Linked DNA regions of Mus musculus: region 2 is linked to region 1. A link is a loop called in an ENCODE intact Hi-C map of the cell type or tissue named here. Cell type or tissue: left cerebral cortex. All regions are shown on one strand. Links, peaks and the distances in the headings refer to the core of each region. The heading gives the core; the rest is flanking DNA. Region 1 has its middle 23 kb from the start of 9330175M20Rik. Region 2 has its middle 19 kb from the start of Nabp1.

The links. Peaks named below come from ENCODE experiments on the same cell type or tissue, not always from the same donor. Only the 100,000 strongest peaks of a DNase experiment are listed, where the experiment ranks them.
Region 2: it touches region 1 in a loop (2.3-fold over the local background); 2 of 42 quality-filtered maps call a loop at or near these places.

What each region holds. Positions count from the first base shown.
Region 1 is chr1:51,351,576-51,362,700 of GRCm38, reverse strand. No RefSeq gene overlaps it. Among named protein-coding and RNA genes, the nearest start is that of 9330175M20Rik, 23 kb to the right of the region's middle. In left cerebral cortex, for the core only: a CTCF peak has its summit at 4,968; no DNase peak of the experiment used is centred there.
Region 2 is chr1:51,453,872-51,464,996 of GRCm38, reverse strand. It overlaps a transcript of Nabp1 not described here. Among named protein-coding and RNA genes, the nearest start is that of Nabp1, 19 kb to the left of the region's middle. In left cerebral cortex, for the core only: a CTCF peak has its summit at 5,808 (motif pointing left); DNase peaks (open chromatin) are centred at 5,706 and 6,675.

The sequences.
Region 1 (11,125 bases), core at 2,540-7,539:
TCTTCCTATTTTGAAGGATGCCTTGTCTGGAAGAGCTGGATGCTCCTGTTGTCATCTTGAAATAACGCAAGGGCATTAAGATCATCTCTGCAGTGATATTTTGGCATTGTCTAAGCTACCTCACACCATGGTGTGGGAAATGATTTTGTCTTTACAGTCTAGATCTCACGTTTGGTTTTCTGTTGTTTGCCACCAAAGCAGTCACATTGTGTGACTACTTCTCTCAAACCACCTTGCAATCCTCTACATGACTGAGATAGTAACTTAGTATCACAGAACTATATCCCCCAAATTATGACGTTTTCTCTTCATCTTGGGATACAAGACAGATAACGAGGGTATAAGGGGTAAGGAAAAGAGGTGTACACTGAGCATCTCTGTTTGTAGGTCGGATCTTAACAGGCTGAAATAATATACTCTGTGATGTACTCAAGCTGCAGTAATGCACTGGAGACTAAGTGAGGAAGATCTTTCCATCAAGTTTGCAGATGGCTTAAATTGGGGAAGGCTGGAGAATGTGTGCGATGTCCAAGGTTCTCTGGTATAAGAGGAATGTTGTACTTATTCCAGGATATTTCAGGCAAAGAACTACAATTGGAGGAGTTATAAAGTTCTCCACAAGGAGACATGTTTTCTAACAGTCAGAGAATACGAATGAGGAAACACTATGAAGTTGTGAACTCTGTACTCAGCTGTACGGGTTGAGAGAGACAGTACTTGCCTCATAGTTGATACCTTGGCAACTTGACTGGATATGGATCCCCTTGGAGACAAATCTCTAAGTGTGTCTGTAAGGGAATGCAGTTTCAGAGCGGTTTAACTGAAGAGGGAAGACATACCCTAAATGTGGGGAGCACCATCCCATGGGTTGATGCCTGGATTGAATACAGGGAAAGAAAAAGAAAAAGAGGGAACCAGGTAGCAGTCTTATTGATCTGCTCTGACCGTGGGCACGATGTGAGCAGCTGCTTCATTTTCCTGGTGCCGAGGCTGCTTTTGCTGTCATGTCTTCTCTGATGTGGTGAACTGCACCCTCAAATTAGGAGTCAAGATAAGCCCTTTCTTTCTTAAGTTGAGCTTTTCAGATCCAGCTAGAGAAAAGTAATGGATAGAGCTGGTGCTCACTAAACACTCTCTGAACCACGAGGCACATGTGCATCCATTGTAAACACTTAATGAATCTCTAAGCATCGAATGACGACCCCGTCTTTTAAGCACAACCCAAATGGGATCTTGTTATACTGAAGGAAAGTGGAACTTCCACTGACAAGCCATGTCTTTTTTTTTTTTTTTTCTTTTTTCTTTTCAAATGTCTAAGAAAGATTAAAGCTGACGAAGATTTCAAGGCCAGCCACAGGAAAAAGTAAACACTTGCGAGATCGTGCAGGCAGGAAGCAAATTCTAGTTCCTCAGAATGCCCCGAAGAAGGTAGAGCTATAGATTCAGGTTATTTTACTGCAAGACCCGATAACCGTGAAAAACGACATCAAAAGAAAATACAAAAGAAGGCAGAAGGCAGATTAGACGGGCAACTGGGAGCTGTGTTATCACAGGTCCCTGAGAAATCAGCAAGACCAGAAATAAGGCAGGCTGCAGGCAATTCCAAATTGTTATTAAAGTTAAAAATATGACCCACAGTACTGCTGCTGTATTGCTTTAGGCTATGAAAGTGTCATGCTGTCAGTTGTGACACAGAACATGGGAAAGGACAGTCAGATTTCTATGCTATTTCTGCATTTTGTAAGGAAAAAAACCTATACAATTTCGTATAATGAAAATAGGTAAACATAGATTGCTTTTCAGAGGAAGAGAAAATAAGAGGCGCTGGGTGTGCTTGAAAACACCATTCAAATGGCTACTTCATAATCAGTAGGTGTGTGTGTGTGGGGGGGGGTGGGTTGAGCGATAACATAATCAACACCAAGAACGGCTGTGTCTAACTCATTCCTTACATCTCAAAGTCAAGAGCTGCAGACACTAGAAAATATAGGTATTGTCATTGGTAAGTTAAATAAAGTGAGTAAGGGATTATGGTTAAATAAATAACGCTTTCAGGAGGTGTTTGGTGGAAGGTGCTGAAAAAAATGCAACAATAGAAGCCTTAGATGAGAGAAGATTGACTTTGGAGTAAGAGCACCAGGACCAAGTGAATGTCAAGGGGAGAGCCCACTATGGATCCATTCTTTGTGTAACAATTGAATCTCTTACTTCCCAGTGTGGTAGAGCATAATTTAACTTCAGAGGGGTAAACTCACTAAATAGAAATAATTTGGTAAAGAAGAAAGGATTTTTTTTAATGTCAAGGACAAAGCAATGTGTAATTTGATTTTTTAATCTGCAGACAGTAGGTAGCATCAAGTCATCAAACAGAGCAAAGAATAGGCTGCTAATTGAAACAGAACGTGGAAACATTAGTGAATTGATTGGAAGTGACAAAGCAGCTGGATTCGTCAGCATTTTAGCAGATGGAATTGCTCTGATTGATGAAATGACAGGGCTCCAAAACAAAACTGGAAATTAAATGTACAGCCAGATAGTCCTGGCACTGAGAATATACAATTGCATAGAATCTGAGAAGCAGGCCAGGAAAGGAGCTTGCGAATGCTCCCGAATGATGTTGGCGAGTACAACTGTTTGTCACTTGGCTTGAACCTGCCGCTTCTGATGACGGCTACAAGTCTGAGAGTTGGCGTAGGAAACATTTGATAGCCTTGCTGGGCATTCAATGGCAAAAGCACAGACAACAAGACTGCTTAGAGTGATGCTCTCTGGGCACTCGTTTGCAACTACGGCTCCATGGGCTCTGTCATATTAAACAAATGCAGTCCTTTCCAATCTGTGCTCCTTGAGGCACGAGAGCCCCCACGAGATGTGCACAGACACTCTGAATAAGTTCTGTGGTCAAATTAGTCGGGAGAATATATATGATACAGTTCACTAATGGAAAGTTCCAACTCACAGTACCATAGCAAAGTTCCATAATAAAGTGAGAATTTCTTAAGCTCTTATGTTTACTGAAGTGAAATTTTAAAGAAAATCTATAATATTGCAGGGGGTCTATTGCTCTTTGGAGATAGGTTTGGAAAACATTACTGTGGCCTATCAAAAATACTCCTGTACCTGGGCTCTTGCAAGCACCTACTGTTCTCTGGGAGAAAGGCTTAATCTTGAAAGGAATCTGCGTCACTGTGAAATTTTTTATCTATGGTTTGTATGTATGTGGGGGCATGTTTACCCTTCCTGATGGTAGTCCTCTGGGCTACAGAGTCAGCTCCTCCTGATGGACATAGACCATCCTTTTTGGGTGTGTGTGTGGAGGATATTTTTCTCAAGACAGGTGGAATTATGGGTAAGAAAATTAGTTACTGATAATATAAAGTTGGACAGGACACAAGAGCAGCTCTCCAAGGTCTACCTTTTATGTATCAATACTGATCAGGACACATTCTGATTAGAATAAATATTTTCTCATCTTATTTTTAAAATTATTATTATTATTATTATTATTATTATTATTATTATTATTATTATGTTTTTTTGGTTCTGAGAATTAAACTGAGGACCTCAGATATCCTAGGCAACTGCTTGCTCTACCAAAAAGCAGCAGCTTAGTCCTTGCTTGTTATGAGACATTTCACAAAATTGCTCATGTTGGCCTTGCAGTCTTCTACCGCACAGCCAGGCTTTCTACTCTTGATCCTCTTGCCTTGGACTCACAGGTAGCTGGGATTATAAACCTGTACCAGTAGGCCTGAATAAGTTTTAAAATTAAAGCAGCTGTCAGAAACGGTCCTGTGAGTATTTCCCTAAATTCATAGAATAAACTGAATTTTAAATGTCTTTAAAAAAAAAAGTAACAATGTGTGATGCCACATGACATTTAAGGGCATAATCAGAAGCAATGTAATTAAACAATGACAGTTTCCAGTTTAAAGCGAGAAATTCACTGAAAACTAAAGCGATTCTCCAAGGAAGCAGTTCAGAATTTAAATGGATATTTTATGAGTGAGTTAAACCTCCGCATTTTATATCCTTTCTGACCCATTTACAGAAGCCGATCTTGAGAAATCAGCACTTCCAGGGCACACGGCCGAGGGGACCACTTTTCTAAGCAGTTTCTTAGGGATTTTGGCTGTGACTGTGCACTGTGGCTATCATCCCACTGAAGACTGCCATGTGACTCCTGAGGGATTTCTCTGTTCTACCTGCTTCAGCCTGATTGTCACATGTCTTCCATTTTGTTGAGGGAACCTTTCTCCAATAAGCGTTCCGATGCCAATGTGAGTGGGAGAGAGGAGATGCTGCCCGTGGATCAAAGCCAGGACAGCTCCTGAAAGGCTTAAATGCTGGGCCTAGTTTGTACTCTCATTATATACTCTAAAACCATCAGGTGGGGCGGGTAAGCGAGCCAGAGTTTACGGAAGCCTCCATGCAGTCACCAGGTTGTTAAGGACAGTGAATGACATATTGTTGCAGCTATTTTCTCCAAGTTATTCTGTTCCTGGTGGCAAGTGAAATCATGTTTGGCAAACAGGTAGTATAATAGCTATAACCAAACAGCTAAATAAATCAATATCTAATAACTGGTCTTTTCTACTTTATTCTATGTTCTCTCTCTCTCTCTCTCTCTCTCTCTCTCTCTCTCCTTTTCTTAGTAAACTCTACCACCTAGTTTCAGACATTTTATCTTCTAGTGTACATTACGTTTTTGAAATGATAGTTTCTGTTGGCCTGACTTTCCCCAAGACTTTAACCTTGACAATTAGAATTGAGATTGAGATTAGTCAGACATCCACTCTCAAGAAAGCACCTCTCCTGAGTGGGAGAGGTACTTAATAAAATGTTTTCTTTAGTTTAATTTTCCTACAAGGACAGAGGTTTTCCCAACAATTCCACTGATGAGGGTGGATCTGCCCTTTCAAATGTGACTCAGTCTCCCCTAGAGAGCATCAGCAGCCCCATCTACTGGATGTGTAGTTTATTGATGGAGTTTTCCTGAGAGAACTAGGGAGAGTGGCACACAATGGTCCTGTTCAGACCATTTCTTGGATAGTCGATTACTGTGCTATGAACACCGATGTTTCAGATAATGGTACTGACGGCTTGCTGAAGAGTGTGCTCATTTAAACTGCCTTTGGGGCTAGAAAGGGACAAGCATGGTTTGATTAAGATCAATATAAGAGAGCATGAAGGAAAGGGAGAAGAGAGAGAAGAAAGGTATTTTTTTACCATTAAAACACTCATTTGCATGCATTCTCAGTGGTTACATTTCTGAAGCTGGGCTGAGTCTATTATTAAAATTAAAGGTCAAAAAATACTGCTTGGCTTCAGCAAATACACACAGACATTGGCTAGTATGGCAAAAAAGAAAAAAAAAGAGTCTAAATTAGAATATACTCTTGTGGGCTAGTCACAACCAGGCTATTCCCTTAGTTAGCCTAGCATTATTTACTGAATCCGTGGATGCTAAGGTAACTCCTGGGACCCAGTAACTGAAGCATACCATCAATGACTATGTTGGTGAATCATGATTGTCAGTTTCATTGGGTTGAAAAGTGTCTGGGGATTAGAAAAGCATACCCCTGGGTGAGTCTATCAAAGCATTTCCAGATAGATCTGAGCTTAACTAAGGGGTAGCCAAAATCCGAGAGTGGATGGTGCCATCTGGCCTGGTAGAAGAGACTGGAAATGGGAGGAATCCCAAGAGCTCAGTGTTCTGTTCATCTGCTTCCAGGTTACCGTAGAATGAACCACTCTGTGTTTTTGAACCCTCCGTGAAAGCTTTGAAACCATGAACAAAATAAACAACTTATCCACTTACATTGTTTTCTTAGTTAATTTTTGTCCTAGCTAAAACAAACAAACACACAGAAAATAACAACAACAGACAATTGCCAGACATAGTGGGAGTGGGATGTTCATTTTGATGACCCACAGGGAAGACTGACTCATAGGAGATACTCAGCTTTGGGAAACAACACAAAATATTATCAAGATCACAACAGAACAGGTGTCTCCACATATAGAGTTTTCTAAAAGCCAACACTGACAGACACAGGTTGCAGTGCACATCAGGACAGAGGCAGGATCTGGTGTCCTGAGACTGCCTAGGCAGAGACGCTTCTCGTGGAAAGTGACAAGCTGTCAGTAAAAAGTGAAGCACTCTTCCTTATTGGTTTCTAAGAGTTTGGCCTTTTAGAGAGGTTCTCTATCGAGCTGAGATTTGTCTGACATATCTTATTCTCTCCACAACTTATACAGGATGAAATGCTGCCTTAACTGGGTCAGCTGGACCTTCCAAGTACCAACTCTTACTTGACAAGAACTTTTGTCTTAGGGAATCCCAGGGCTCTTGTATCCTGATTCTGCCTGTTACAGACTGAAGGTACACCCTTGTGGGTACCATAGCCATACCCTGGGAATAGGGTTGCTAGCAATCATGGCTGAGTGACATAAGAGAGCTTGAGGCATGGTAAGGAACGGAGTTTTTAGAATATTTCTGGAAAGATCATTTCACTGCATTTCTCTACCAATATTTCTCACTTTCTGTAACTATGGAAACTAGATCTTTTCAGGTCTGAAAACTCCTTGAATCAGCTTATCTGATGAAGACTCACTACTACTGGAATCTATTTTGCCTAATGATTCAGTCAAGGGTACAAAGGGTTCCAGCTTCTATTCCCTTCCCCCATCACCTTTATTTGATTATTCATATACCTATGTAAGCTGTCTTAAATTTTTGTTAGAATTTAACTCTTTAAAAATTAGAATTCTTTTTAGGATCATGACAAAGGGAGTAATAACAGGATGTGTGGGTAGGATTTCATCATGGTAGATCTCATCATGGTGGGGTGAGAAGCATTGCAACTGGCAAGAAGGGAGAACATTGAAGAATTATGAACATTTGGGCTTAAACCAGAAAGGCAGGATCGCCAACTCTGCAGGCAGTAACTTAGTGTTTTATTACTGTGAAGAGACACCATGACCACTTCAACTCTGATAAGAGAAAACATTTAACTGGGGTTGGCTTACAGTTCAGAGACTTAGTCCATTATCATGGTGGGAATCATGGCAGTGTTCAGGTAGACATGGTACTGGAGAAGGAGCTGAGAGTTCTACATCTTGATCTGCAGGCAACAGGAAGAGAACTGGCTTGAGCTTCTGAGACCTCAGAGCCCATCATCTAGTTATATACCAACCTTCAACAAAGCCTCACCAATAGGGCCACTTCTTATGGCTCTGTGGGGGCCATTTTCTTTCAAAGCACCACAGGTAGATTGAGATGAGAGTCTGTGTTACAATATTTATGATGGTCACCAAATACCCAAGAAAGTCAGTTCAGGGGAAGATGTGTTTATTTTGGCTCACAGACCCAGAGGTTTTATTGCATCATGGTGAGGAGGGTGTGGCAGAGTGGAGTGCTTACATCATACCTGGAAGCAGGGAAAAGAATATTCTCTGGGCTTCTCTTCCTTCCTCTTATATCCCATCCAAGTTCCTGACTTATGGAAAAGTACTCCCTACATTCTGGGTGTACCTTCCCCCTTATTTCTCTCTGGAAATATCCCCAAAGACAGACCCATTTTTCTCCTCAAGGTACCACCTGCATTCCTTGGTCTCTGGATCCTTCTTCGAGATTTAAAATAGTAAAGCATCTTTATAGGTTTCCCCAATTGTTGCTTCCATGTCCTTTCATTTATAAGGATCTCTGTGATTATTTATATTGGTCCCATCCAGAGTTCTGCCCATGTGCAAAATCAATTTAACCATTTGAGAAAATCTGTTCTAGCTTGGGCTTCAAGAATGTGCATGTCTTTGAAGTGACATTAGCCTGTCTGTCACAAGAGACATTTGCATAGAGTCAATAATTGGATTATCATTTTGTATACCCAAGGGGAACATGGGTAAGAGGAGAAGAGCAGAGCATCAAAGACCAAAGCCTTTGAACTTGATGTCTGTTGTCACCTTTTCCTGTAACCTCTTCCCCTTTCTGATTTCAGTGTCAGTGTAACTTGTTCTACTGTGCCCTCACCCTTTGTTGTTCTTAGGTGCCTTTATCAACGAAGGCTTCATTGAGGTGGCATTTCTTAAGGTAAAAAGAGACTTCTTCATCTCCTTTATTCTTGTGCTGGCAGCCTTACAATGCACAAGGGTTTCTTTATAAGAAGAAGAAAAAGAAGTCTTGTACTTGTCTAGTCTTAGGATGGCAATCAGTCAGTAGACTATCCTCAAAAGCGTTTTAGTTGTTGTCTTAGTCAGAAACATTATGACCAAGAAACAAGTTGGAGATGAAAGGGTTTATTAGGCTTACACTTCCAACGTGCTGTTCGTCATCAAAGCAGGTTAAGACTGGAACTCAAGCAGGTCAGGATACAGAAGCTGATGCAGGGGCCATGGAGGGATGTTTCTTACTGGCTTGCATCTTCTGGCTTGCTCATCTTGCTCTCTTATAGAACCCAAGACTATCAGCCCAGAGATGGTACCACCCACAATGGGCCCACCCCTCTTGATCACCAATTGAGGAAATGCTTCACAGCTGGATCTCATGGAGGCACTTCCCCAACTGAAATTCCTTTCTCTGTGATAACTCCAGCTGTGTCAAGTTGACACACAAAACCAGCCAGTACAATTGACCCCTTGTCAACTTGCCACACAAACACATCACTATTAAGTCTCAATACTTTTTTATTCATCCCCAAGATCTAAATAACTTTAAAATTCCCACAGTCTTTACATATTAAAAGCTCAACCCTTTTAAAATATCCAATATCTTTTAAATTTTAAAGTCTTGTAAAAATTCAAAGTCTCTTAACTGTGGGCTCCACTAAATTACCTTCTTAATTCAAGAGGGAAAAATATCAGGGCACAGTCACAATCAAAAGCAAAATCAAACTCCAACCGTCTAATGTCTGAGATCTACTCATGATCTTCTGGATTCTTCTAAGGGCTTGGGTCACTTCTCCAGCCCTACCCCTTGTAGCACACACCTTCTCTTCTAGGCTTCAGCTGCCTGTACTCCACTGCTGCTGCTGTTCTTGGTGGTCATCTCATGGTACTGGCATCTCCAAAACACTGCTGTCTTCCACACCAATAGCTCTCAGAGGCTCTCTTCATGGTGTCAAGCCTCAATCCCTTTGCATGACCCATTCAGTCCTGGGCCATCAACTGCAAAGGAGGCTGCACCTTCACCAATGGTCTTCCATGGCCTCTCACAGTCCTAAGCCTCAGCTGCTCTTCATGACTCCTTCATGCCTTCAAAACCAGTACCACCTACGTGACTCTTACACATTACTAAGTCCAGCCACAGCCCAAAGTACAACCTTGGCTATCTCTGGAGCTCAGCCTCTGTGCTCTCAGAAAACACTTCCCAGAAGATTTCACCTCAGTGATGCTGATCTCTTCTTAATCACTGCTAATTTCTTAGCTCCAGCTAACCAGCATCAATAGCCCCAGTAACACAAAGGTTTGATGGTATCTTGTTAATCACAACTGATTCTTCAGCCCTACATAACCAAAACCACAGAATCTTCACAATCAAAACATGGCCCTGATAAGAGTCTTTAATCCAGAGGGTGGACCAAGAAGGGAATAAAATCTGGAGTGTAAAAATATAAATAAACAAATAAGAATAGAAGATTAAATTAAAAATGAAAAAAAAAAAGTCTTGAATCTTCGCTCTGAAATTTCACAAGCCAGGCCTTCATCTTCTGGACTGTTCTCAACATTATCTTCCAAGCTTCTACACAACAACCCACAGAGCTCTTAACACCGAATAGATCTTTTAGCCCAAAGTTCCAAAGTCCTGCCACAGTCCTTCCCAAAACATGGTCAGGTTGTCACAGGAATACCCCACTATACTGGGACCAATTTGTCTTAGTCAGGGTTTCTATTCCTGCACAAACATCATGACCAAGAAGCAAGTTGGGGAGGAAAGGGCTTATTCAGCTTACACTTCCAGCTTGCTGTTCATCACCAAAAGAGGTCAGGACTGGAACTCAGGCAGGTCAGGAAGCAGGACCTGATGGAGAGATGTTTCCTACAGTTGTGCTACTGTTAAGTAAGTAGCATCCTTTCCTTCTATTTCAATAATGAGGAAATAATTGTGTTTTCAATATTAAAACTGAACTGCTGTGTTATTGACAAAGTCTTAATTGATTTGAAATATGAGAAAGCTCATGCCCTGCTCTGAAATAATTGCCTTAGACCCTTGAGGACTCTACCTGAATTGAACTATACAAATGCCTTCTGAATACTGAGATTCTTTTGGGTCTCTACTCAGTGTTTGACCTGAGCAGTGGTTTGCTGTAGGCTAGAACACCACTTAACCCACAGAAGTAGTGCTTGTGGGCTTTAGGGTCTACACCCTTTCATTTGATCTCTGGATATACTGTTCAGGGTTTCCTCTGATGTGCTAGGCACTGTGTTAGACACCAGGGATAGAATACTGAATAGATTAGAATCCATATTAGCTAAAATAATTATAGTCAGTTGTTAGGGTGGGGATCTGGAGAAAGGTCTTATGGTTTGAACGTAAAGTGCTCTCCAAAGGCTTGCATGTTTGAATACTTGGTCTCCAGCTAGCAGTGCTGTTTCGAGGCTGTTTAGCCTTGAGGACATGCAAGCTTGCTTACAGACCCCCTCCCATTCATTCTGTGCTTTCTCAAAGCCCATGCAAGGTGACCAGCTCCCTCTGCTCCTGAGGGACATGCCTTCATTATGAGGACAAAATATGTCCTGTTGAACTTAAGCTGAAATAAACCCTTCCTTAAATTGCTTCTTGTCTGGTATGTCACTGCAGAGACAGAAACAATAACCACTACAAAAAGCAACGATACTACACAATGTAAAGTGCTGTGGTAGGGAGAGTGACTGGACTATATGGTAACAAACAAAAGGGACTCAGGACCGGTCCAGCCAGAGGAATCCAGAAAAGGCTTTCTAGTGACAGTAACGTATAATTGAGACATGGAAGACCTACAAGAATGCTTTAGGCAAACATAAATAGTCCCCTGATTTCTGATAGGCTGATTAAGATTTGGGACTCTATTTAAATAAAAAAGGGATATATTTTTCATAGAAATCATACTTTGAGGCTTGGCATATGGGGCAGTGGTGGAGTATTTAC
Region 2 (11,125 bases), core at 3,278-8,277, 100 kb before region 1:
ATCAATAAATGTTAGAAGTTTATTTCAAAGTTTTAGATGTCTTCCTGGCAGTTCGTTTTTGTTTTGTTTTTGTTTTGTTTGGGGGGAGGGTTAGGCAGTGCTGTTCTACAGACTAGAGGATCTGCAGTTTTGGGGCAGATGGAGGGGTGGCTTCAGGGGGCACACCATTCTACCCTCAGGGATGACAGTCTTCTACTCTGCTATGATAGCACCAACTCTGGTATGGGAAGTTGAGAGCAGAGCATTATCTAGGAACTTAGAGTGTTTTCGGGACAAGTGCTCAGCTCTTGAGATTTTTTTTTTTTTTTTTTTTGTTCTGGCTGTCCTAGAACTCACTTTGTAGACCAGGCTGGCCTCGAACTCAGAAATCTGCCTGCCTCTGCCTCCCAAGTGCTGGGACTAAAGGCATACACCACCACTGCTTGGCTTCCCCGAGCTTTTTTATTGTGTTATTGTTTTATGTATAAGCCAACTCCAAATGCCTTCTGCTGTTTTGAGTTTTCATAGTACTGATAGGTTGGATTCAGTTGGCATACCTAGAATATGCACATTGCTTGCATAGCAAAGACCCTCTGTGTGTGCTCACAACATACAACACAGTTTCATTTCCAATTCTGTTTCTACATTGATCACATTCTTCATTTGCATACACTCTTACCACTTGGGTATTCAGGATTTTCTCTTTTAGTAGACGGATTTATTGAGCACTGACATGCCATGTCCGAGGCTAGCCAGGTCCCTGTGTTGTGCTATTTTATAAAATGATGTGATGGATGCTTTCTCTTCAATATAAGGATAGAATAATTTGCCCAAGATCACACAAGAAGGAAGCGACAAAACTCAACATAAAAATCCCTGTACTTTTAACTGCTGAGTGATATTGATGCATCGACGCTCTTGCTGGCATCCTGGATAGGGATTCAAGAGAGACAGGATTGCTGTTATAAAAATCTATAGGCAGAGGAGAAGATGAAGAGCAAAGCACAGACTTTAACATTTTGCTTGGGATTAATCATACTTTAAATGTCAACTAATACAGATCTGACTAATCAAATCCACAGCCAAGTGGCACATCAGCGAGGGAAATATGGACTTTGAGCATTAGTCTAGCACCATTCCCAAACAACCCCCTACACAAACTTTAAAATAAAGCCTTAAACTCCCCCAGTGTTTGGAGAAGAAATGGCTCAAAAATCTCTAAGCATTATACAAAGACTGATACATTTGACTACATTTATATAATACAAATTAAAACCAAATGAAAAACCAGAAAGTGTATTTTATTTCATACTGAAAAACTGCGTGTTCCTAACATGTACAAAGCATATAGGAGGCATATACAGTGTTTTCAACTTCACATGCAATTGAGTTTTAAAATACTGAACTACTATTCACATTTAGAGACATCTATGAAAGTTTGACATGCTTTCTTGGTGATTGAGGGAGCAGGTTCTTTCACTCATAGTTTACGCTTGAATTTGCCTTTGGGCAGGGCTCTTAAATCTTTCCCTCTTGGAGTGTTTTGTTTTGACTTTTACTGGGGTTTTTATACCCACCTCCCTACTACCCTTCCAACCCTTCAGCAGTAGGTAGGAGAAAAAGGAGGTAGTAAGGGAAAAAGGGCTCTCAGTGCCATCTTCCTTGAAACTCCTGCATCATGAGAGCGAAGTGGCGGAAGAAGAGAATGCACAGGCTGAAGCGCAAGAGAAGAAAGATGAGGCAGAGGTCCAAATAAACCAGCTTGTGCACCCACGAAGCCTGCAGGAGCAGAAGTAAGGGATGCTGAAGGCTGGGACACCGGAACAAGCTGTTGGACTGCATGCTGCTCTTGGTAATAATTCTCAGTAGACCTGGAATGTCACCTCACCAAGATCACCTGGGAAATTGACTGCCTTTCTTACAACCAAAACAGTCCTGCTGGCCCTCTGCCCTTGACTTTTGACATCCTGCACTAGTTCTGTTCTCTCTTGTGGCCAAATGTAACTCGTGTACAATAAATCCTCTTGTTGTCAGGTGAGTAAATAAATAATAAAAAGGAAAAGGGGCATAAATCTTCTTAAACTACTTCCGGTTGATCAGGGGTGTCAGGTTCCTAGGGGCAAGTCCAGTCTTTGTCCTAAGGATATCTCCAACTTTTGTCAAACCACAACAACCTGCGACTAGGAGCAGCAGGGAGGCCAGCAGCTGCTACAGCCCCTCTCAGGACTCTTCTATTTATACCCTTTCCAGAGTCCCCCAAACTGAAGTATATACAGCAAAAATCATGCCCCTGCTAGGGCATGAGACAAATAATTACCTGCTGTGAAGCAGCCTCTTATTCCATACCTGGGATTAAAAGAAAAACATATTCTCATAATTGGCTTTTTAAAGAAACCAAAATTCCCACTACACCCTCTTGACAGTGCATCTTCTGCATTGACTTCTGCTTGCTGAAGTGACCTGCTTTGACCAAAAGGATAAACTTGACAACCACCAAAGACTGAAAAGTACTTTCATATTGTGCTTCCTTTATTCTTAGAGCACCATGCTTTCCAATGTGGGTTATGAGAGACCATTTGAGAAACCTCAGTGACAGCCTGCTAACTAGTAGAAATGATGAATGTATGGTTTATCCAGATGGAGTTGAGTTGCCAACCATTTGGAGTCCCAAGGGTGAAAACAAGGGAAGGATGTGGCTGATTCATCCAGAAGAGCTGATCTGGAGAAGTAGTATGCTATGCATAGTGAAGGCTAACAGAAAATAAGATACAACGGCAAAAACATGACAAGACGTGTTCACCTATATTATTTGTAGACTGGAAATATTCTTGAGGAATGGTTCATAGAGCACAGAGTATCTATTTAGCAGACTTGCCACTGCATGTGAGTAGTTTCCATGGAGTAATTTTCAGGATGTGAAAACAAAACCCAAAACAAAACCAGTACAGAACAGTGTATAGTATGCTGCCCCCCCCCCCTTTTTAAAAAAGAATACTGCTATGTATTCATTTTTAATTTTATTTGAAAAATTAGAACTGGCTGAGTGATTGCTGAGCATTAATGAGGCCCTGGGTTCAATTCCAGCACCACAAAATGAAAGAGCTGACAGTGCTTTCTCTTAACAGCTGGCCAGCACCCAGGAATGATTTAGTAGAGGGAAAGGTAATGCTAGACTGCATTCTACAAAGTGTTGGAACTGGAACTATGTTAATGTTTTGTTTTCACACATTCTTTTTTTTGGGGGGGGGGGGTTGGGATGGGAGGGTTTCGAGACAGGGTTTCTCTGTATAGCCCTGGCTGTCCTGGAACTCACTTTGTAGATCAGGCTGGCCTGGAACTCAGAAATCCGCCTGCCTCTGCCTCCCAAGTGCTGAGATTAAAGGCGTGCAGTTTCCACACATTCTAAATGAAGACAAAAACTAGTTATAGAATCACAGTAAAAGTAAAACGAAGCTATCTATGTTAGCCTCTTAAAAATAGAAATCATTTAAAGTATTGTAAAAATAACCATTTGTCTAATCATTCTTAGTAGGGATGCATCAAGGTAAAAAGAAGCGACATTCATATTAGTAAGTATTCAGAAACTATTATATATTTCAGATAAGTTAAAATACAGTTTTTGTTAATATCAGGAATCAAAACATTCATAAAGATGCTAAGTAGTCTATAAGTTGTAATCAGGTGTACAATTTTCTTGGGAAGTATTATGATGCATTTTTTTTGAAAAGACCAATTTTCTAGTCCTTGTCTGTGTAGTAATGAGCACCTAGAACCAGGATTATAGTTTCTAAATGACATTTCCTCTTAAGAAACAAGGATTCCTTGGAGCTGGAAACATCTTTTTGGACTTAAAAGAAAGGAATCTTTTAAAGACTAGTAGCTCATTTCAAAAGGACTTACGGGTCAATTCAGAGAGCTTATTCCTTGACAAAAATGGAAAATATAAATTAAGATAATTGCAATACATCGAAATTTATGTGAAAAAATCCATGAATTAAAAAATCATAGACATATTTTGCAGAATGCTAAGACACTCATTGTTCTGAAAACAACAGAGTGCATTTATATTTCCTCTTGTGAGACGGAGCTGTCAATATAGATACTTTCTTCTTCACCACCAATTCTACTTGATTAGGAATAAGAATATTAAAACTTCACTCTTTTGTGGTCTTTAATGAACTAATCTAAGAAATGATTACCAATGTCTTCCAAACTTTGGAAAGGTTGACGTGGAACTTTCTAAGTGGACCAAATTGGCAATTCAGCACATAGTAGGGCTGGCCTTCCATAGGCACAGCTTTCAATCTGTGGGTTCTGCAACTGTGAAGTCATCGCACCATGAGGAGTGTGTGTCTGAATTGATCATGGACAGACTTTTTCTTGTATTATTCCCTAGACAATAAAATATAATAACTATTTACATAGCGTTGAGAAGTGTACGAGTTGCCACTGCATCAGAACAATGAATACAAAGTCGAATAAACTGAAAAGGCAATTCTTCCTAAAACAGTAGGAGCAGTAAGGTCAGAAGGCAAGTCAATGTCCCTGAAGTTGGTGTGAGAGGCACAGAAAATCATACCAGAGTGGAAACTCAGGAACAGACAACTCAATGGGAATTAATGCCCAGCTGGAGAAAGCCTGCTCAGGAATCGATGGAAAGCTGGAGGTTCAGCCTAAAGAAATCTTAGATAAAAAACAAGGAGCTCATTCACTGGGATCTCCCAGTCCCTTTTATTAATTCTTAGAGAATTTCTTACAATGTGTTTTGATAATATTTACCTCCATCCCTTGACTAGGTAGACCTTTTAGTAGACTTGTTGTTACTGAATAAAAAGTCTATGCCTGAGGATATCTCCATAGAAACATTGAGAACTGAAAAACTCTGGGAAAAGTGGGGAGAACACATACCCCAAATAGCAGTTCCCTTTTAAGCAGTATAACTATGCATGGTGGGGGTATTAAAATGAAGGTACTGAAAGATCACAGTGTCATTTTGAAGTTTGGGTTGTTTGTAAGTATATTTCAATCTCTGCAGCAGCCACTGGGGTGGGGGATGGAGGTCTGAGATTCACTGATGTGCTAAGAAAGATGAGAAAGTAAGAGAACCTTTGGGCCTCCTGTCTGTATTGGTAAGGTGCTAGTAGTGATGGCTATCACCGTGCTTTTAACAGGGAAATTCAAAGTCAAGCTTTACTAGTTAGCAATAAGGCATTAATGAACACCGGGCAAGCAGAGACTAGCAGAGTAGGAGGTAGAAGGGTGGGTCTTCCTCTAAGATGGAAGTGGAACAGCTGAGGAAGGAATTAGTCCAGAGGAGTCCTCTATCTTTTGAAGGTCCTCACTCTTTCCAAACACAGAAATTTTATTTTGACTCATGTGTATGGGTATTTCTAGTCACGTGTGTGTGAATGCAGCATGCAGATTCTTGGAGCTGGAATCACGGGCAGCCGGTGCTGGGAACAGAGTGTGTGTGCTCTGGAAGGGCAGCAAGCGCTCCTAACCTCTGCGCCACCTCCCCAGCCAACAGCTGCCCTTTCTTAGTCCCGGAGTTGAGTCCAGATCTCCTGGGGGAGTGTGCTGTGGTCTGCTGATGGGCAGAGAAGTTCATTGAGGTGGTTCAGGCTTGGGGCTCAGCAGGTGGGTTCTGGCAGCCTGGAAGGCACCAACTGGGTCTGTGTAAAACACACTGGGAAACTGGCTGAGCTAGACCTGAGGGACCAACCTTTGGAGTGTTGGCAACACTCCCCAGGAGGTGAGCACTATCTTGTGTCTCCTGAGTTCCTTTCCAGTCAAAGAACTAGTGTCCCTCCCTCCAACAGTCTCTCTGCTGCCCTCTACTGGTGAAGCTTTACATCTTACCACCTGGGGAAAAAGTAATAAAAGAAGTAAACTTGTAACTAGTGTTGCGGTCTTGACTTCGACTTGGCTTCAGAAGGACCACACCAGACCAAATAGTTCCACGGGAGGTTTATTGGGCGAGAGAGGGCAAGGTGGCTGCGGGAAGAGGGGGAGGGTAGATGGGGGGGGGGGGCTTTCTTCATATATGGGTGATGACGTAAAGGTGGGAGGTGAGCCAAGTGGATTCTGGGAATATGGTGGTTGTTGCCTTGGTAACAGGTGTTCGAGTCTCGCCTATGTGATGTCAGGGGTTTCGGAGGTCCTAATACCAACAACTAGCATCTCTATTGAAATACTTATATATGCAACAACAAGACGTCTGTGGTTCAAACCAATCATGAAGGTAGAGAAAGAAGCATTCACACAAGCAATGATAAATACTAAAGAGGGACTGTAGAAAGGGCTCAAATATATTCTCCCCTTCCTCTTCATTTTAAGTATAACACCTTAAAATGTGAATTGGCATGTTTCTGGAGGACACCGAAGCTTTATCTAACAATCTAGGGTTGCTTAGAATGTGGGGAGAACTAGAACAACCTCACATGGATCCACTGCTGGGAAGGTGGAGATAGCATCCTGGCTGATTGTGGGACAGAAAGAAAAGTCTTTCTTGGAAAGCCTTAGGCTGACATCAGGAGGCCACACAAGCTTAATCCTTACATTGAAAGGGACTGACAACATAGTTTCCTTAGTGGGTTTAGGTATACCTAGACTATTCTAAGTACTAGTTACGTGTTTGCAGTTACTAGCTATGCTAATGTATTTTCTGACAACGAGCCTACGCTCTGCTGGCAGGGAGCTGAGGTGCCAGGAAGCTGACAACTTTACACTCCCGATGCTCCTGAGTCTACAAGCTAAGAGAGGGGTGAATAACCCAGTGTGCGTCACTGCTGCTGTTGTCATCCTTCACTGACACCAGACTCCAGCTTCTTCAGATTCCAACAAGACTCCAGGAATCTTCTGCAGACCAGATTGGGATATCGAAAGAAAACAGATGTGTGGACTGAGGTGATATCTGCTTCTCAGCCTCTCCGCTCTAAAGATGGACATTTTTTGATTACCTGGTATATATCTTGTGAGCCAATGTAGTGAATCTTTGTTCATAACGTGTATGTATTCTATTGGTTCGTTTCCTTTAGAGAACCCCATACAATGCAAATATTGAATTAAAAAAATAGCTCACTGGAATCCAGCAAATTATTATTGCACTACAAAACTAAAGTAGTTCCATAAGATCAGCCAAGGAGAGGCTGGAAAAGGGATGGTGAAGTTAATTGTAGTGGCTGGGGAAGCAGGGATCAATGGATGCGGGAGGAAGGATGCTGAGTATCTCAAAAGGCATAAGTGGCAAGGATGGAAATGTGACAGGGTCTTTACAAGCATAGGCTCAGCTATGCAAATCATGAAATGTAAATGTTGCTGTAATAAAATCCCATGACCAAGTACAACTTCTGGAAGACAGTTTATATACCTTATGATTTTATGGGGAGAGTTTATAATGATGGGGGGGGTACACAGCAGCAGAAAACCATGATGGCAGGAAACTATGACATCACAGTTTTGTTTACCTACAGGAAGTAGGGAGGGCAAACTGGAAGTGACCTGGATTTATAAACACCCGACAGCCCAGCATTCCTCCGCACATTGCAGGCTGCTTGGACTCTGAGAAAGGAACCAGCTGCAGAAATGAACTGAGCAGTGCAACGTATTAGAGTTGCTCTGAGTCATCTGGCAAGGGGCTGGAAACTGATGGGCCAAAGCAGAGGAAGAAGGTTCTATTCTACCTGCTCCCCAAGACTGGTCTGAAGACCTGCACACTACCAACCAGGATGCTCATTGCTGGTTCCATGCTAGCAGCAGAGCCATTGCTGAGCTGGAGGTGGGGGCAGTGAGTGAGGGATGGAGCCACACACATAGAGGAGAATCTGGGACTCCTGAATTAGAGGGTGCTCACAAAATTTGGGTTGGAAGAATGCTTTGCAGAGATCCGGCATGCCCACATCCTCTAGTCCAAGATAAACCTTATATATTACCTTTTGAGTTTCCCCGACTCCCTGAGCTCCAAATGGCTGCCTTCCACACAGTATGTGTTTACACAACTTTATTTTCGTATGAATGTAAAATGAATGAACACTGACTTGTTTTGTCTGTGCATGACTTAAGCTTGTGTTTCTTACCCTTTCTTTTGTGTTTCCTTTAGACTCCAGCATGGTGAGTCCAAGTGATGTTTTTAAATAAGAAAACACACTGAAAGAGTCTCCGACATGTTTCAAGAGCAGTTTGGGAAGAAAATTACTTTTCAGTTTGTTTTATGTGATTTCCACACACACCTCCTAAAGCAAAATCAATATGCAATAAACCCCGGTGCTGGAGCAGTGGCTCTCAGTTCTTTGCTGCAAGCGCAGGACCCAGCCCTGACTATCCAGTGTGCTTTGCTTAACCTGGCTTGTTCTGTCCTGATGACTTCCTTCCTTCCATTCTAGATCCACTTTGCTTCCTACACCTTTTTTTAAGGAGCTACAGAGACAAAATTTGGAGCTGTGACAAAAAGATGGACCATCTAGTGATTGCCATATGCAGGGATCCATCCCATAATCAGCTTCCAAACGCTGACACCATTGCACACACTAGCAAAATTTTGCTGAAAGGACCCAGATATAGCTCTCTCTTGTGAGACTATGCCGGGGCCTAGCAAACACAGAAGTGGATGCTCACAGTCAGCTATTGGATGGATCACACAGCCCCCAATGCAGGAGCTAGAGATATTACCCAAGGAGCTAAAGGGAACTGCAACCCTATAGGTGGAACAACAATATGAACTAACCAGTACCCCGGAGCTCTTGTCTCTAGCTGCATATGCATCAAAAGATGGCCTAGTCGGCCATCACTGCAAAGAGAGGCCCATTGGACTTGCCAACTTTAGATGCCCCAGTACAGGGGAACCCCAGGGCCAAAAAGGGGGAGTGGGTGGGTAGGGGATTGGGGAGGTGGGTATGGGGGACCTTTGGGATAGCATTGAAAATGTAAACGAGGAAAATATCTAATAAAAAAAATTTAAAAAAAAAGAAGTTTTGCAAAGGTACTTGGTTGAGCACATGTGTGCTGTAAGCGCACGTGTGTATGTATGTGTGTGTGTGTGTGTGTGTGTATGTGTGTGCGCGCGTACACACACACACACACAAACCAGACACTCATGTGCACATAAGTGCACACACAGACGCCCCCAAACCCCAAAAGGAAGGAGGAAGTCAATTGACAGAAAGAACTGGTTGTTTTTCTTGATCATGGATAAGGAGAAAAGCACACAGGGGTATATTCTCCATTGTTTGCTTCTTCTAACCTCTACTCCTTGTCAAGCCCCTGTCCTTGAGATTGGGGCCAAGACTAACTAACTTCAATTTCAGACATGGCAAACCTGACCCTCTGGGCTGCTTAGAGGGCTCCTTCTTCTTCAGTCTAAGGGACTTGGGTCCAGTTCTAAATGCTGCTGGTTGTTGACTGACAGCTGTGTCTGCTGACTTCTCTATTTCTTTCTTCCATAAGCATACTCACAGTCTTGCTTCATGCTTCCAGGAATTAATAAAGGAAAAGACAAACAGACTACGGAAATTCTAATTAACTTTGATATGGATTTGTGTGTAAAGTTGGATGAGTCACTGATTTTTAATAAATGGGAGAGAAAATCTTAAAGATTAATGTAATAGCTGAGAACACAGGAACCAGAACTTTGATGCTTGCTTAATTCTTTCTCCCAACCCATGCCATTTGGAGAAAAAAAAATATCAAAGACCGTTATGAAGCAGGAAGGAAAAGGGATTATGCAAATTAAAGTGCAGGGGACTTAATCACTACTCCTGTGCAAATGGGCTGCTCCTCCCAGCTTCTCGGTGTTTTAGGGCTGTATTTGCTGAGGATACACTCCTGAAGATAATGAGGAGTGGGGGCATAATAGAAAAGGGCATGCTTAGGAACTAATTGAACTCTCTAGGTACAAGAGGATAGAGAAAGGAAAAGCAGGAGAAGCCTAATAAAATCAGAGGTTCAGGAAGGGCTTGACCTTGGGACATTTATCCACATCATGCAAATACAGTGAAGAGTGGATGGATTGGCAGGGGTCATGTTTGGAGACTCCTTCTTCAGGGATTGTGTCAGAAGGTCTATATCATGGTGGGAACTTTCCTAGCTGTGGTGACTAAGGTTCCTTATTAGCTCTAGGGTCTCTGTGCTCCCTCCACATTTGCTGTGAGCCAGGGACTGATTCCTACTAGAAGTAGCATTGACTGAAATGCTCCAGCTCTCTTGGCCCAGGCCAGCAACTCTCCCACTCTCTAGTAGTCCAGTGTTGAGCATCACTGAGGTTAAATAATTTAAGCTAAAGCTCCCTTCAGCCTGACAATAGACAGCTAACACATATAAAGATTTATTTTGAGTGGTTGTAAAGATTAAATATTCAATTTTTCCTAAACGATAAACTGACTCTGATGGATTTGAAGCAGTGTACAGGGACTTCCTGTGTTAGATTAACCTTGACTGTGCATGCTTTTGTAGAGCGAGCAGTTGCTTCGAACAAACTTTAGCTTCACAGCCTTACAAAAAAGTCATTAATCTTTTATCATTTTCTAAGCTAAGAACTTAGTATGTATTTACCAATAACGAAGAGACATATGCAGGTTGACATAATTTATTGATACTTTATTTCACACTTGAGTTCGGTGGACAAATGTTCATAAATAGCATCCTGTACTGTCTATCTTTCTTTTCTCAGCTGTAGTAGGTTCTCTTAGACAGATCCATAAGAATATGGTGTCATGGAGGCATCAGAGTCTGGCTTCAAAAGGGAGAAGGAATACATGAGACAAGGCTGGGCAATCAAATATCATACTTTCGCCTCATCCATAGTGATTGGTCATTGAACTGGACCAATGATAATCCATCCTTGGTTCATAAGGTCCTTTTCCTGGGTTTGCTACATCTGAGGTTGCTGGTGATCATCTTGCTTCAGTGTAGAAAGAATCTGCTAGGAATGAAGTACAGACAAATGCAGAGCTAAACTGTGAAGGCCCATTTGCTGACAATGTTTATTCACTAGAAATCAGCTAGGTTTTGAGTTACATAAGTCAGTAGATTCCCTTGATTGCCCAAATAAGCTCATGCTGGGTCCTTAATGCAACGTAGTCAAATCTACCTGGTCATATACGACCTGTTAGGGTCAGAGCCCTGCACAAGGAATAAGCAGAATTTCTATCAA